3 separate regions of the Homo sapiens genome follow, and regions 2 and 3 are each linked to region 1. Evidence: chromatin loops called from intact Hi-C (ENCODE). Cell type or tissue: Calu3. All regions are shown on one strand.

Region 1 (5,000 bases):
ATTCCCAGAGCCATTTAGTAGGTGTTCAATAATTTTTTTGATTACTAAAATGATGAATGCATGGCTGCTCGGAAGACAGAGCAGGCTCTCTCTTGGGTAAGGAGTACATAGAAAAATAAATGTGGGTTCTTAAAATTCTTAAAAGGCACAAGACTTCCAGGGAACACTCCAACTAAAAAATAAATAAAACCAATCTAATACATGTTACTTGGCCAAAGAATTCTAGCATCCTGACATTTTTGTGGGCTTCCAGAAGGAGCAATTGGTTCAGTCACATCTGTAACCCCTCCATCACATAGAACAAAAAGGATATATAACTTCCTGATTTTAAAACACAATTCCAACTAACCCTTTCAGGACATTGGGTTCTAATTGAAGGTCTTGAACTACGAATCCAAATACCCTGATAAAGTTAATAAACAACCAGAATATTTAATTACTGTATCATCGTTTGTGTCTCTTTCAGTTTCAAGGGACAGCAAATGCAGTCCAAGCTGCCTTAAGACAAAAGTGAATGTGGCCAGTCGCGGTGGCTCAAGTCTGTAATCCCAGCACTTTGGGATGCCGAGGTGGGCGGATCTCGAGGTCAGTAAATCGAGACCATCCTGGCTTACACGGTGAAACCCCGTCTCTACCAAAATACAAAAAATTATCCGGGCCTGGTGGCGGGCTCCTATAGTCCCAGCTACTCGGGAGGCTGAGGCAGGAGAATGGTGGGAACCCGGGAGACGTAGCTTGCAGTGAGCTGAGATCACGCCACTGCACTCCAGCCTGGGCGACAGAGCGCGACTCCGAATCAAAAAAAAAAGTGAATGTATTTGTTTATGAATGAAAATATCCAGAGATAGAACTTATTTCAGCTACAGCTCGATTCCAAGCTCGAAAATCTCCATCTGGGTTTCACTTTTCTCCAACTCTCAGTTCTGCCTTCCTGAGTATCAGCTTTATTTTCAGACTTCAAGCTCTAAGCTCACATCTTCATTATGCAAAGTCCAGTAGAAGAGAGTCCACTTTCTTAAGAGAGGAAGGAAAAAAAAAAGTCCCAGAATGGTGGTTTTTTTCTGTTTTTCTCTCTGATTGGCCAGACCTGGGTTACATACCTACCCATGCTACCAGGACAGAAAGCCATCACTGGCCAGACCTGAGCTGTGGGTCTACCAGTGAGTCAGCAGCGGCTGACATCACCTAAAGCAAATGGGCTGCGGGGTGAGATCAAGTGGTTGGATCTTCCAAAATGAACAGGAGTACTGTTTCAACAAGAGTGAGTGCTGGGAAGCAAAACCACAAATGGCCAATACAAAGTATCATTAGTAGACCCCACTTAATACAATTCACATGTTAGTGGAACCAAATGAAATTTTTAAAAATATATATCATTCGATTCACACTTCTAATCAAACTATAGTTCTGGAGAGGGTAACCTCACACCTTGAATCCAAAATATCTCTTCAGTTGCTGGCCTTCCACTTGTCTTCAGGAGCTGAAACACATGGCATTTGAAAAAAACTGGCGAACAGAGGAAACTCTTGCAGCCTCGCAGCCGCCCTGGTCCAGTGCCAACGGCAGGAGCACCACAGGAAGGGACCGCGCGGGTGCGCCCCACCCTTCCAGCGTCGCCTCGGGGACTCGCACCCCTTTCCCTGGCCGCACAAGACGTTTCATCCTTGGCGGCCGCCGCCAACCCGCCGGGAGGGGCGGTCGGAACTGGCAGGCCGGGGCGGAACCCCCGGGGTCTCCTTGTCGAGGCCCGGGCAGCCAGATCCTCAGGGCCGGTCCGGGCGGGAGCCCGGTCGATGGAGGCGGCTCCCGTCCTCAGCTCCCGCTCCCTCCCCTTCCCCGGGGCGGGCGCGCGCGGGCCGGGAGCTGGGAGGCGGCGGCTCCCGCCCGGGAGGCGGTGGCGAGGGCGGCGGAGGCGCGGCCGGGCGGGTCCCAGGGCCGTGGTTCTCCAGCGCAGGAGTCCCCGGCGCACCCGCTGCGCTCGCCCCGCAGCCGCAGCCTGAGCGGCCGAAGTCGCCACCAGCTGTGTCCGCGCAGATCCCGGGCGCGGAGGGGAGAGGTCGCCCGCTTGTCGCCCCCGCCGGACCCCGGGCACCGCGTAGCACCCAAGCGCCACCCGGACGAGGGGCCCTGGGGAGCGGCTGAGGCCGAAGACCCGAGGGAAGGAGGAGCCCGCGGACGGCTGCAGCCCCAGGTAATCTCCATGGAGGACGGGGCCGGTCTCCTCGCCCAGAAACCCGATCCGGGCGCCTTGGAATGCGGACTCCAGAGGCGGCATCTCGACCAGACAAGTTTCTCGCGGCTTGGAATGAGGGAGTCCTGAAACCGACACTCGTTTTATTTAACCAGCTTTTTTCTCCTGTTTTAAATAAGTTTATTTAGACAATGGAAAGAAAAAAACAAACAGCCTCTTGAGTGACTGTGGGTTTGTAAATATAATCCTAAAAGTTTTTCATGGTGTGGTTATTTGCTTGCTCATATTTATTAACCTGTTAACTCTTCCGCTAGTCAGAAAATTGACATGTAAAATATTCTTTGAGGAACGTTACAAGTTTGCTGTTGTATTCGGGCATCCTGTTATTCATCAGCTTAGTTAGCATCTGTCTTCCCCCGAAGTGGTACCAAAGCCGGTCCCTTGGCGACGGGTCTTGCATGTGACACTCTTGCCCTCTAGTGCCTCACCAGCTTGGTAGCAGTTTGATGGCTAATATTAATAAGATGTTACATAACATGAGAGTACTGGGCCAGGACTGGTGTTGCTACCACTTGTAAAGTCAAAAAGCCTGAGCCGATGGTAACGAGTGGTACTGTTTCCGTTTCTTTTCCATCTATTGCAACTTTCTCAAGCATTTTCAGCTCTGAACTTTAATTCCAGGTAAGTGTATTTATTTATTTATACTGTGCATTAATGCCTCACTCATAAATGTAGGGGCTTTTAAGAGATAACAACTTTGCTTTCAAATAATCTAAAAATTTCAAGATTGAACAAGTGCTTCATTTTATTCTTGAAGAAGAAATATAGAGTATTTTGATTAAATTAAGTGAAACAAAGGACCGTCTCATTCAGGGATGATTTTAAAGCTTCCCTTTCATAAGATTATGGTACTAAAGAAATGACCTCTTGTAATTGTTTAAGATATTCACCAACTTATAATGATTCTGAAGTAGATCTGTTTAACAGAACACATGTCTGTTGCCTTGACAGAATTTTGTAAGGAATATCAGAGACTTTAAACTACCTGCCTATCTACACAGTAATGATCCTCAAAAGGCTTTCTATTTGATGCAGTTTATAGACATTATTTAAAACTATACAATTAATAAAATTAAATGGAAATGGAAAGAATCAATCTAGGTATCAAATACAGAAACTTTAAATTTAAAGAAAACAGATATATCTTCTATTTAATATATCCATTTTGTGGGGGCAGGTAAAAGCAAAGTTACATCTTTAAGGGGTTTACTCAGATCCTTTTTCAAATAGTTTTTCTAATAGCTGGATACTGTTTAAGCATCAGAGTTATTTAATGTCGAAAATGTATTAGTATCTATATTCTTTATAAACATATTGAAATATAGCAACATGTAATCTGGAAGAGTTTAGAAGAAAACCCTTCTAGACAATGCAAACAGCTACATTCTTAATACATTTGTATTAAATTAAAATACAAATCAAATATTGAGATGTGTGCAACTGATCTGGGACACACACTTTTTTTTTGTTTTTTTTTTTTGCCCTTAGAAAATTTCATGTTATCAACTACTGAGCAATGCTGTTCACCACCAGAGAGCAGGATGATATGGCAGAGAAACTCTAGAATATCCGATATTCAGCTGAAGGGAATTTTTTTCCCTTTTTCTTCATCCATACCTTCCTATCAATATTATATTTAAGATGGAGATTTCAAATATAAGTTTGAAGGAGGCTCCTTTTTAAAATAGTACTGAACATATAAAGAGGCTTGCCTAAGATAAGCTCTTTTTTTTCTTTCTCTGGTTAACACAGTATCTACCATTTCTAATTTTGTTATCATTTTTCTTTATCATCTTGATGGTAAAACAGAAGATTTGTTTCTTTGTGTAAATAATGTTAATTTTGAGCTTGTCACATGAGTTAATTTTCTTCATAGTCTTTAAAATGAAGAATTCTTACATTACTAAAATGTTTTAGATAAAATAAAACTTTTATCTCTTTCTGGAGATATTTGTTATAGTTTAGTTTGGTGGAGTTATATATACCCTCTTTTTAAATTAATTTTCTTGAGAAAAGCATTATTTCTGAACATTGAGGCAAATATTAATTTTTGGTGTAACTGAAAAGTTTGTTAAAAAATATATAGTAGAAGAGATAATCAGGCATTGGAGATTCTTTTTCTAAACCATATATTCTGCTAAAGAAGTTATTATAAGCTAAAATGTAAATATGTAATTGTCTACCTGTCATTTCAAAATTTTAAAACTGTAAAGAAATTACAATTTTTTTTCTTTTAATCTTGGGACTCTGATTATATGACTTCCTTGAAACCTGATTGAGTTTCAGCTGCTTTTTGGTGATTAGAGCCTTAAAAGTGCATTTGTTAAGATGCAAAATATATTTTTTTAAACTATATGTAAATACTTTGTGATTTATATACACTATAAAATCAGGGAAATTGAATTAAGGATAAAAACACTATTCTCAACTAAATGAATGCCTTGAATTTCTAATTGCTTAACAGTTCTGACAGTAAGGGAAAACAGTAGAAGTTTACTTTCCCTGTGCTGTGTCTATTATAAATGAGCATTCACACTGAAATGCATGAACTCTGAACACCTGTCCAGATTAGGAATGCTGCCAGGCCACAAAAGTAACGACCTACATTATAAAGATAATTAGTCTGAACAATCCTCAAAACTATTTCATGACTGAAGTTTCTCGTAAAGGGGTGATTTTAATATTTCTTGGTTTGTCTGTTTGTTTATAGTAAAAAACTATACTCTTAGATACCTGGATATCACAGTGA
Region 2 (5,000 bases), 190 kb after region 1:
GCGTTTGCACCAGGACCTGTATTTTGCTTTTTATTCTTGGTAATGAGCCATGCATCCCCCATACCTAGAGCTTAGTGGATTCACAGGGTTGATGCTAGAAAGTATAGATAAAGCTTCCCACACTTTTCTCTTAGTTACACTTTGACAAACAGTATCTGTTTCCTCTCTCATAAAGACTAATGTATGTGGTATTTGACATTTACCTTTTCCCTTTTTACAGAAAAAAATTCACAGATAACCATCTGGCTATACACATCTATATCTCACAGACTAGAAAGAATTGTTTCAGTTGTTAATCATATAAACATTATGCCTTTGGCAGTTTCAAATGATGTGAGTTTTAAGCAGCTAAACAGTCCTTTTGGTGACAACTAATTACTCATAGTGTGTTTATAGCAAAAATTGTTTTATAAATGCAATTGTCACTTCTATTGACACTTTCCATCTCATTGGAATCTACAAGTATAATAAAAATAATTTATTTTGATCAATTTTCCATCTAAAAAAAAAAAAACAAAAATAAAACCTCAGTCCTGAAGCACTCTTAAAATTGTAAAAGTATCATCTTTAGGAAAAGACTAATATCTGCTTCTCCTGAACTAGCAGCCTTTTCAAGCCTTTTCTTTGTTTCTTTCTATGCTGTACAGAAATTGTTGTCAGGTGAGGAATTGCCAAGAAGTGAAATGACATTATAAATGTCATAGGTCAGTACACAGGTAAGGAAGAAAGACTGTCTAGAAAGCAAGCTAACTTTTTAACCAAAACATTCTTGTTATATATCTGTTTTTGTCAATTATGTTCCTTAATGTGCATACCTTCCTAAGAAAAAAGTAACAAAGAAAGAGAGGTTACATGTTCAGCAAAAGATATGCAATATTCCATGTCTATAGAAAATATTGTGATTCATGAAAAAAAAAAGTTCAAAAAGAAATTGAAATGTATTATGCCTGACAAATTATACTCCCTTATGGCCTTCAGGGGCACAAAACAAATCTCAGGCTTGAGTACAGAGTCTAAAAGGGTCATAAGGTGACATGCGTTACAAAAACATTAAACCGTCCTTTAGCTTATGGTGCACCTTGCATTATATTAAAGTGGGAATATAAAAATAGAATTGAACATTTGGGAAAAGTTCCACGCTTGGAGGCTAAGTAGGTTTTCTTTTACAGGACTAAGTTCAACACCTTATAAGTATCACCTTAATTCTTCCAAATCAGGTTCAGTTTCATGAAAAGCAATGTTCTTTACTAGCTCATAACTCATTTTGGGTTCCATCTGTCTTTATCAGAAAGAGTAGCATTTTTTTACTTTCCATAGTCATGCAGGTAGAGAGTAGCTCTCTGCTTTAATTGTCAGAATAAAATGTTTTCTGAGGTTAAAAAGTGAATTCAAAGGGATTTCGAATGTATTAGTATCATGAGGTTATATAGTATCTCTATTTCCCATTTTCTGTCCCATGCAGATATTATTCAAGTGAAATATGACACATATAGACTTACTGACAAATCTTTCATAAAAATAAAGCAAGAAATTTGAACTTACTAACCAGGTTAAAAATACACATTTTTAAAATTGTATTTAAAAAAATTTTTAGGAGAAAGGTGACCAGAAGTATCATTTTTCTACCTTATTAAGCTACACTGAAAAATGTGGCATGTAAAACAAATGAGTAAAGACCACCTCCAACGACATTAGAAAAAAACTTCCAAATTTAAGAATGATTTTCATAAGTTTCTCAATCACCTAATGTTCTGATAAATTTTACAGGAGAAAAAGAGGAAATTTAAGTCACAGAATTGAAGTTGCTATTAAAAAATAACCAGAAGATTTAAGTTTTAAAGTCTCATTTTTTAAGAAAGACCCAAAATGGTAAAAGGCTTAGTTCCCAATTCCATGACTGCATTGGTCTGCTGGTACAGACAGCTATTTTAAATCACTCACAAAATAATTTATTTGTAAAAGTTCAAAGATTTAATATATGTTCAGGCAGAGTGAATAGAAATGCAAATATTCTTGATCACAATGAAGCTTTTTATGTAAAAGCCTGCAGGATTTGTTCCATAGGATATTACTACTTCCTCTTATTCATAGTTGTTAAGTAATTACATTTTTCTTATTTATTGTGTTAAATATTAACATAACTTTTTCTCTCATCTCTGTCACATTACCTCAATGAATTTTCTTGAATATTTCTTTCAGCCTCTTAATGAATGACCTATTAAATTCATTATTATGATTATAGTAAACCATTGTTACTATTCATTCACATGACATTATATATTTTAGGAAAGTACTATTATCACATGAATTATTTTATGATCTTTTTTATAGCAGCATAAACGTCACAATGGCTTTCTTTGCCATTAAAAATCTCATGCAGAAGAATTCATTTGTCAACACTAACCAGCAAAAATTATCTGCATTCACTTAAAGCTACAAATACCCATTCTACGTCTACATCCCAGACCAATGCAGTCTAACCTGCAGAGTTCAAATTTATTTTATTATAAAAAGTTTCCTGCACTTTCTGTGATTGTCTTTCAATGCATGGATTCAATCTAGGTCAGGTGCTTCCATAGGAAGAGTCAATTTTATCTAGCCAAGCATTAAAGATTTTTCTTAAAGGAGATGTTTTATATTGGGAATAATGGAACTAAGGAATGTGAAAAAGGGCTTGAGAAATATACAGGTTGTTATTCAGCATCAGTCTTATTGCACCAACATGGGTATACAGCAGCTATTGATGTTGAATGTATTTTTTTGTTATGAAATATAAGAAAATTTCAGGGAAAAAATGCTCAAGTCTTGCTGATAACACATCCTCCAGTATGTATTAATATAATGAGGGTTTGAGGGACATGTCCCAAATCCAAAAACACGCCATCAACTGAAACCCTGTGCAGACTACTTAAGGAAAAAAACTAGCATGGCTGTGATTATACTGCCCTCTAGTGTCAAAATAAATGTTATTTACACTGAAGTTCATTTGCTTTTTTCAGATCAGCATTTTCATGACCCATTTGTCCAACTATGGGAATGACCGACTGGGATTATATACATTTGTTAATCTGGCCAACTTTGTGAAGAGCTGGACCAACCTGCGACTTCAGACTCTGCCTCCAGTACAACTGGCCCACAAGTATTTTGAGCTGTTTCCTGATCAGAAAGACCCTCTCTGGCAGGTAAAATTAATTAAATAATTGATATAACCAGTTAATTCCAGGAACATAATTCTGTGAGATATCCCAAATTTGAAAAGTGAAGGCACCTGAAAAAACCTGCATTTTGGAAATGTTAGTAAATTTGAGAAACTACTCCTTCCTAAACTGTAGTTGTATATCATTGCTACATATTGCACCCAATTCCCTGTTCCCTTGCACATTGGAAATTATGGGATTCGGAAAGTTCAGTGACAGATTCAATGAATATAACGTCTTCAATCAGGAGTGAGAGATAAATCTACAGGTTGCAATAGGCTGGAAGAGTAGAAGATGGTAAACAGGTCGTTTGTTAGACAGGTAGCCTTTGAACACATCCCCATATCTCTAATGACTAAACCATATTAAAGGATCTCTGAGAAGAGTTCAGAACTGACATCTGCCTTCTGAACCACGAGGTACACCAACAGCCAACAGCCACTGAATGTGGACAGCTTTCAAAAGTATTAATTGGGGATTAATATGGGGGAAAGCATTTCATGGGAAAATCACTGAGCTTCTTAAGATAAATACCACATGAATACAGCATATTCAGATGACTCTGGGGGTAACCTAGATTTCAAAGCATAGACTCTTATGTATCATAGAATTGCAGGAACAACTTTGAATTTAAATTGTCCACTCCATGATCTGTGAAAAATAATAATCTTGGCAAATAATTACATATTGCTTATTATATGTCAGACGGGGCACTTGACATGTGTTAACTCATTTAATCCTCACAACTACCTTAAGTGGTAGGTACAGTTATGATTTGCATTTTACAGATGAAGAAACTGAAGCACAGAAAGGCTAAGTCAATTAAGCAAGGTCACACAGCTAGTGTGTTGCAGAGCAGGAATCAGTTGTAGGCCATCTGGTTCCAAAAGCTGTACTTCTTAATCACTGTTCTAAACGCTACTAGAGTTACAGACAGAGCTGATGGTAAAACAATAACAATCATCAGAAGTAGAACTCAGTAACTTTTTACCACAGATTGAAGTTGTTAACTCTGAACTTTATACTCAATGCATTCAGCTTTCAACCGTAAGTTAATTACCTCCTGAGCACACACAGATGACTCCAAGAGACATAACTGCATATTTAGCAGGTTAAAGTTGGTGGTTGTGGACTTATGACTGCATATTACTTTTCCGTTGTTTTAACAAGCATCTTTTCATTTTAACCACCACGAAACATCACCAAATGTTAGCCAATGGAAAGACATGCAATTTTCCTGCTAATTCAACCTTACTTTTAAACTGAAATCATTATTTCAGGTGACAAGTTTTAAACTGTTTTTTTGTTTTTTTTTTCAGAAGAACAGCCAAAAAGAATACTCTCACTTTAGTCTTAACATCTGTTGCTTATTAAAAATAAGCAGAAGTCTTATTTAACTTCACATACCTATGGTATTAATTGACTAGAAATAAAAAAGTGGTACTGTTTGCCCATTCCTGAAATAATATTAAAGGGTACTGTAATTCTTCCTCCTTTTCTACATAATATATACTTTGTTCTTAAAATGAAGGGTGTTCTAAATAGGACTTGTGCAGTGGATGTTGGTGTTAAATATTATAGACCAAAAGCAGAATCCCTAAGGTAGTAATTCACCCTCATTATTCCCTTTTGCTAAAACTTAGGACTTTCTAGCATCATAGTCTATAAAGTTACATTTTTAGATATACATTTATCAACCTTTGACGGCAGCTGAGACGTATCTGCTGTCTCTTTAGATAGTAGTATTTTGGCCAGATCCCTATCCCTTTGAAGCACAGCTGGAAAGCTCAAAGTTACTTAGAA
Region 3 (5,000 bases), 1.7 Mb before region 1:
TTTGAGATGTGAGGGTATGAAAAAGCTCAGACTTTAAAAAAATGTTAAGTCATTGCAGAAATGCTTAACATTTCTGTGTTTCTTTTATTTATTTATTTTTTGCTTTCTTTGGCTCAGAGTAGATTGGTTTCATCTCTTAAGTATATAATGGGAGTGCTTTTCCTAAATACCTTTTGACTATTCTTCCTCACCTATAGCTTTACCAATTGGTAAAGAAAAATAAATTATTTGTAAGTCTTCAGAAACATTGGGCTGTTGATAAATTGCAAAGAGCAATACCCTCAGATCTTTCTACAGGCAGTGAATGAGTAATGTGGATATGAAATATCACTGTAAAAATTACCAAAAATATTATTTTCATAGAAACCAACGTTTTTGAGACTCTGAATGCTTTTAACTCCTATGTTAGAATACATATTTTCATAAATATTCCCAGAATCCTTGAGTCAGCTTTCTAAAATCCACCTTTCAGCCTGCCCAGGCAGTCACTTTTATTCAGAACATAACTTCTTAGAAGGAATGAGGAGACAATTAATCCTGAAGTGAATTCTTTAATACTAGAGAAGGTGAAAAGAATACAACTTAGCACAAGTCAACTAGTTGTGAATTATAGGAAATATAGTTCTATATTATTATTACTCTGTGTTTGAGACTTTCTTTTACAAAAAGAATCTATAATTTGAGAGGAGTTTTCTGTAGAATCATAGCAAGCCTTCATTTTTTAAAAATATTTCCCATTCTTAGTTTTTTTCTTCTAGATAATAGAATTAAAAGCAAATGTTTGTAGAGTGTGACAAATAGCAAACAAATTTATGTAAAATTAAGTAAAATTGGTTGCTTGGAATCAAGCAACAAAAATAGTTGACCTAATTTCAAATTTCTCAATTGACATTGGTTTGTGCACTAATTGCTTAAAACAGATATATCTGCAGATAGTTTCATCCTTAAAAGGAATATTGTTTGCAATTATGTATGATGCTTTGAATCATATTAAACAAAGATATTAAAACATGATGCCATCCAAATGTTGGTTGGCTATTCTGTCTCCTCCATACACACTTTTTTACATAATTGTAGTACAAATATTCCTAACCTCAGTAATCTAGAGCACTCAAATATAGGTCAAACCACATCTAGTAACACTGAAAAAAATCCTTTTAATTTCCTTTAATTTTTGTTGTGGTGGGAAGTAAAATAGGTTACTATAACCCCTTACTTTTGGTTCTCTGCTTGCTTTATTTCATTCTTATTATTTTTTTAAAAGTTCAGGTGCAATTTATATACGATAAAAAATAAAATGCTAAAATGGAAACTCAAAGTATACAAAAAAGAAAACACACAGTTCTAAGTGTTCTATTTGATGAATTTTGCTAATTCCATGGAAATGTGAAACTTACAAAAGAAAAAAATAAAGCAAAGAATGATGGAGAACATTTCATCACTAAAGTTCCCCAGTGTAAGGGAAATGGCTGCACTTTAGTCAGGAGTAGGCCAAGGCAGGCTTCTGATGTGGCATGACTCAGCAGGTTTGGAGCACAGGTGCACAACTCTGCACATTATGTAACCACTCCATGTGAGGCGCATTATGTAACCACTCACATGACCTCGCACTTGGCTCGGAGCCACTATTGTCTGTAAAAGGTATAACTACCCTGCTGATGCTGTACATACGGATGGCTTGCTTGCTCCCAGAGAGAGAACAAAGCCATGTTGAAACTTCTTACAATTCCTCAAGTGTTCTTTCAGCTGTCTGCCACTTGTCTACCCACTCCCTTCGGTCCTCAGCTTGGGTTGGAATCTGACACTTGGTGTGACACTTGACATAGTCGACAGGATGCCAAAGTGAGTGAGCCTTTGGCCCCTGTTGATTCCAGGTCAGCCATGTGGCCACAACATGGATTGTGGTACTTGGATAGGCTGTGCTTACAAGCATCTGTGCTGCTTGGATGGGCTCTGGTGGAAACCTGGGTGGTGGTAGGTGGGTCCCCCACAAGCATGGAGAAGGCACTGAAGCAGCTGGAAGCACAGAGCATCGAGAAGGAGCCAGCCTTTGCCAGCAGTTGGTTGGGCATTTGTGACTGTGCTGCAGGAATTGCCTGCTTAGTCCCTAAGGGGTCCCGCGGGGAGGTGTGGGAATTAAAGAAACAGTGTTACCAGCGTCCAGGAAACCCCTGCCCACCTGGATGCTTTGTCTGTGAAACGAGGGGGCAGATTGTATATGCTGTTCCACCTCTGAGATGGAAAAGCTGGCCTCTATCACAACTCATCCCTTCTTTCGTCAGTGGCTGCAAGTAAGTAGCTGGCTGGAACAAGGGCAAGGTGACCACACCCTGACTGAGAGGCTATGGGCAACCACAGGAACTGTGAACGATGCCGGTGAAATACTCAAAACTGTCAGTAGATGGCAGTCGTATACAGACTTGGTGCAAGTCATTCAGGAGAAGGGTAATGCTGCATGACCAGGTCCCTCCCGGGAGTTCCAGTTCAAAGATTATTTGCTGCAGCTGGGCGCGGGTGTAGAGCTTTTTCTATTTGATTAAGGAACTGGCCAAGGTGACCAGCTTAGAAAAACACCGGACGACTGGAGGCCACATGTGAAATTAGCAATCCACTTGTCCCCCACCAACATACGGCAAGTGCTGGCACTGGTAGACACTAGCACAGATACATTCTATGGGTGGACATTCTACATGGCTTGGCAGCTGACCCATTTATCACGGACTTGATGGACCACTTTATGATGAAATTGGAACAGTACCACTATAGTGGAACAATAGTGGCCACATAGTGGCCAATGCATTCTTCTCAATTGACATTGCTCTAGAGAGCCAGAAATAGCTTTCCTTCATGGAACGATGACAATGGACTTTCACAGTGTTGCCGCAGGGCTATATGCATAGCCTCACTATATGTCATGGTCTCTATATGTCATGGGTGATATTATGTTAACTTCTGATTATTTTGCAGATTTAGAAATGGCAATGCTCCTCTTTCCTGGGATTGGAATGGTGCGGCTGGGACCTCCTTCCTAGCAGCCAGCTGGGCTATTCAGCAGGCACAAGCCCTACAGGAAGTTGACCAGGGGCACCCATTTGAGCTGCATGTGCATGTGACCACAGATGGTTTTGGCTGGGGCCCCTCGCAGTGCACGGAGCCCTTTAGAATGCCAGTAGATTTTTGGTCCCAACTTTGGAAAGCAGCTGAGCTCCGGTATTTCTTGACAGAGAAACAGCAGCTGTATATGCCGCCCTTCAGCCTCATGAGAGCATGACAAGATAGGCTACAGTTGTCATGCGGACAACATACTCTATAGTGGGATGGGTGCATTCATGGGCAATGACCCCTTGGACTGGGACAGCGCAGACATCCACCTTAGCAAAGTGGGACACGTACTTTGAGCAGCGGAGTACTCTGAGTATGAGTCCCTTAGAAGCAGAGCTGCAAGAGGTCTTGGGACCTGTAGTCCTAATGCAAGATAAGGCCATGGGGCCTGAGGCACCCCTAGACCCCAAGCCAGCACCATTTAAGGAAGGGAGCCCCCCTATTGCCAGTGGGTCATGGTACACAGATGGGTCTAGCCAAGATACTACTGCTTCCTGGAAAACTGTTGCAGTCCAACCTAATATTGACACCATACGGTTTGAAACTGAGTATGGGCAAAGTAGCCAATGGGCTGAAGTTAGATCAGTGTGGATGGTGATCACTAAGGAGGTGACACCTATGACAATCTGTACCAATAGCTGGGTGGTCTCTTGAGGCTTAACCTTGTGGTTACCTACCTGGAAAATACAGAAGTGGCCACTTGGTCACTGGTCCATGTGGGGCCAAGCTATGTGGCAAAACTTATGGGAGGAAGGATGACCTCCCACAACCAGGTGTGGAGATGAATGGTAGGCAAGAGAACAGAAAACTTGGCTGTGACCATGGACCACATGGACCAAAGCCCCCCACTCCTGGTAGCTGGCCATCAAAGCTCCCTGGGTAGAGGGCCTACAGTATGACTTGCATGAAACTCCTTGGGTGTTCAATACATGTCCCTCACAGTTGACTGTTCATAGGGGAACAGTCGGGGGGGAACCCTTCTCCAGGGGACATATGTACTGTCTGCATGTCCTATTATGAGCTTTCCTGTGACTTTGGCATATATACAGGACCCAAAGTAATCATGGGGAGCCGAGAAAATGTGCTACCATCGCCCAGTGCAGAAACCTTTGGTGGCTGCATTCTTATCCAGGATGAAAGGTTAGCCTGTATTTTGCCTGAGGGATGTGATTTACCTCTGTTAGTACCTGTGCCTGCTCTGTCATTTTGACCATTGGTTAACATGCTCCGATTGCATTGTGGGCTGGGCCCTCGACTACACTGAGGTAACCAATGTTTCCAACAGTTGGATCTGCATTGCCCTTCCAGCAGCAGCTGCAGATGGCTTGCCTCAGCACATACATTCAGGGTCTGCAGAGAACTGAACATGGCTGGAGATTTGGGGTCCCATGACCGATGCCTGGAACGCAACATGGCTAGCCTTGGACAAAGGACACTGCAAGACCCATGGTACACCCACCTCCTGGCTGGCCCATAGTGTTTATGATGGGTGGGACTGGCTAGTGGGGGAACATGTAGTACCCCTGACCCAAGCAACATGGTGCATAGAACAGCATTAGGGTACCGCCACTGTGGGATGGATGCCCCTTACGACCTGTGCAAACATAACACATGTCACCACACTGAAGGTATGGTATAGCAAGCAGCCCCACCACGGTCAGGCTCTGATGGACTTTGTGCCCCCTGGGAGTTTATGAGTCTGTGGGTACACAGGGTGGTCTTACCAGTGAACTGGACTGGCTGTTGTACATGGGGGTGGTCTTATGTACGTGCCACTGTTCTCCCCACATTGCCCAGACACTCACATAACTGGGAGGTGGTACGCTCTTGGTTTTTGCAAGTGTGATGAGCCCCCTGGTGGTTCTACCCCTTAGAAATGACTATCCCTGGAGCCGGTG

The links. Peaks named below come from ENCODE experiments on the same cell type or tissue, not always from the same donor. Only the 100,000 strongest peaks of a DNase experiment are listed, where the experiment ranks them.
Region 2: it touches region 1 in a loop (3.0-fold over the local background); 8 of 110 quality-filtered maps call a loop at or near these places.
Region 3: it touches region 1 in a loop (17-fold over the local background); 4 of 110 quality-filtered maps call a loop at or near these places.

The regions. Positions count from the first base shown.
Region 1 is chr4:118,031,721-118,036,720 of GRCh38, forward strand. NDST3 (N-deacetylase and N-sulfotransferase 3) reads left to right here and starts at 2,766. Exons shown (of 14, transcript NM_004784.3): 1 at 2,766-2,872. In Calu3, a CTCF peak has its summit at 2,661 (motif pointing left); DNase peaks (open chromatin) are centred at 1,581, 1,871, 2,231 and 2,641.
Region 2 is chr4:118,221,492-118,226,491 of GRCh38, forward strand. NDST3 (N-deacetylase and N-sulfotransferase 3) reads left to right here. Exons shown (of 14, transcript NM_004784.3): 7 at 3,000-3,182. Among named protein-coding and RNA genes, the nearest start is that of SNHG8, 55 kb to the right of the region's middle. In Calu3, a CTCF peak has its summit at 2,968 (motif pointing left); no DNase peak of the experiment used is centred here.
Region 3 is chr4:116,356,385-116,361,384 of GRCh38, forward strand. No RefSeq gene overlaps it. Among named protein-coding and RNA genes, the nearest start is that of MIR1973, 59 kb to the left of the region's middle. In Calu3, a CTCF peak has its summit at 2,421 (motif pointing right); a DNase peak (open chromatin) is centred at 2,397.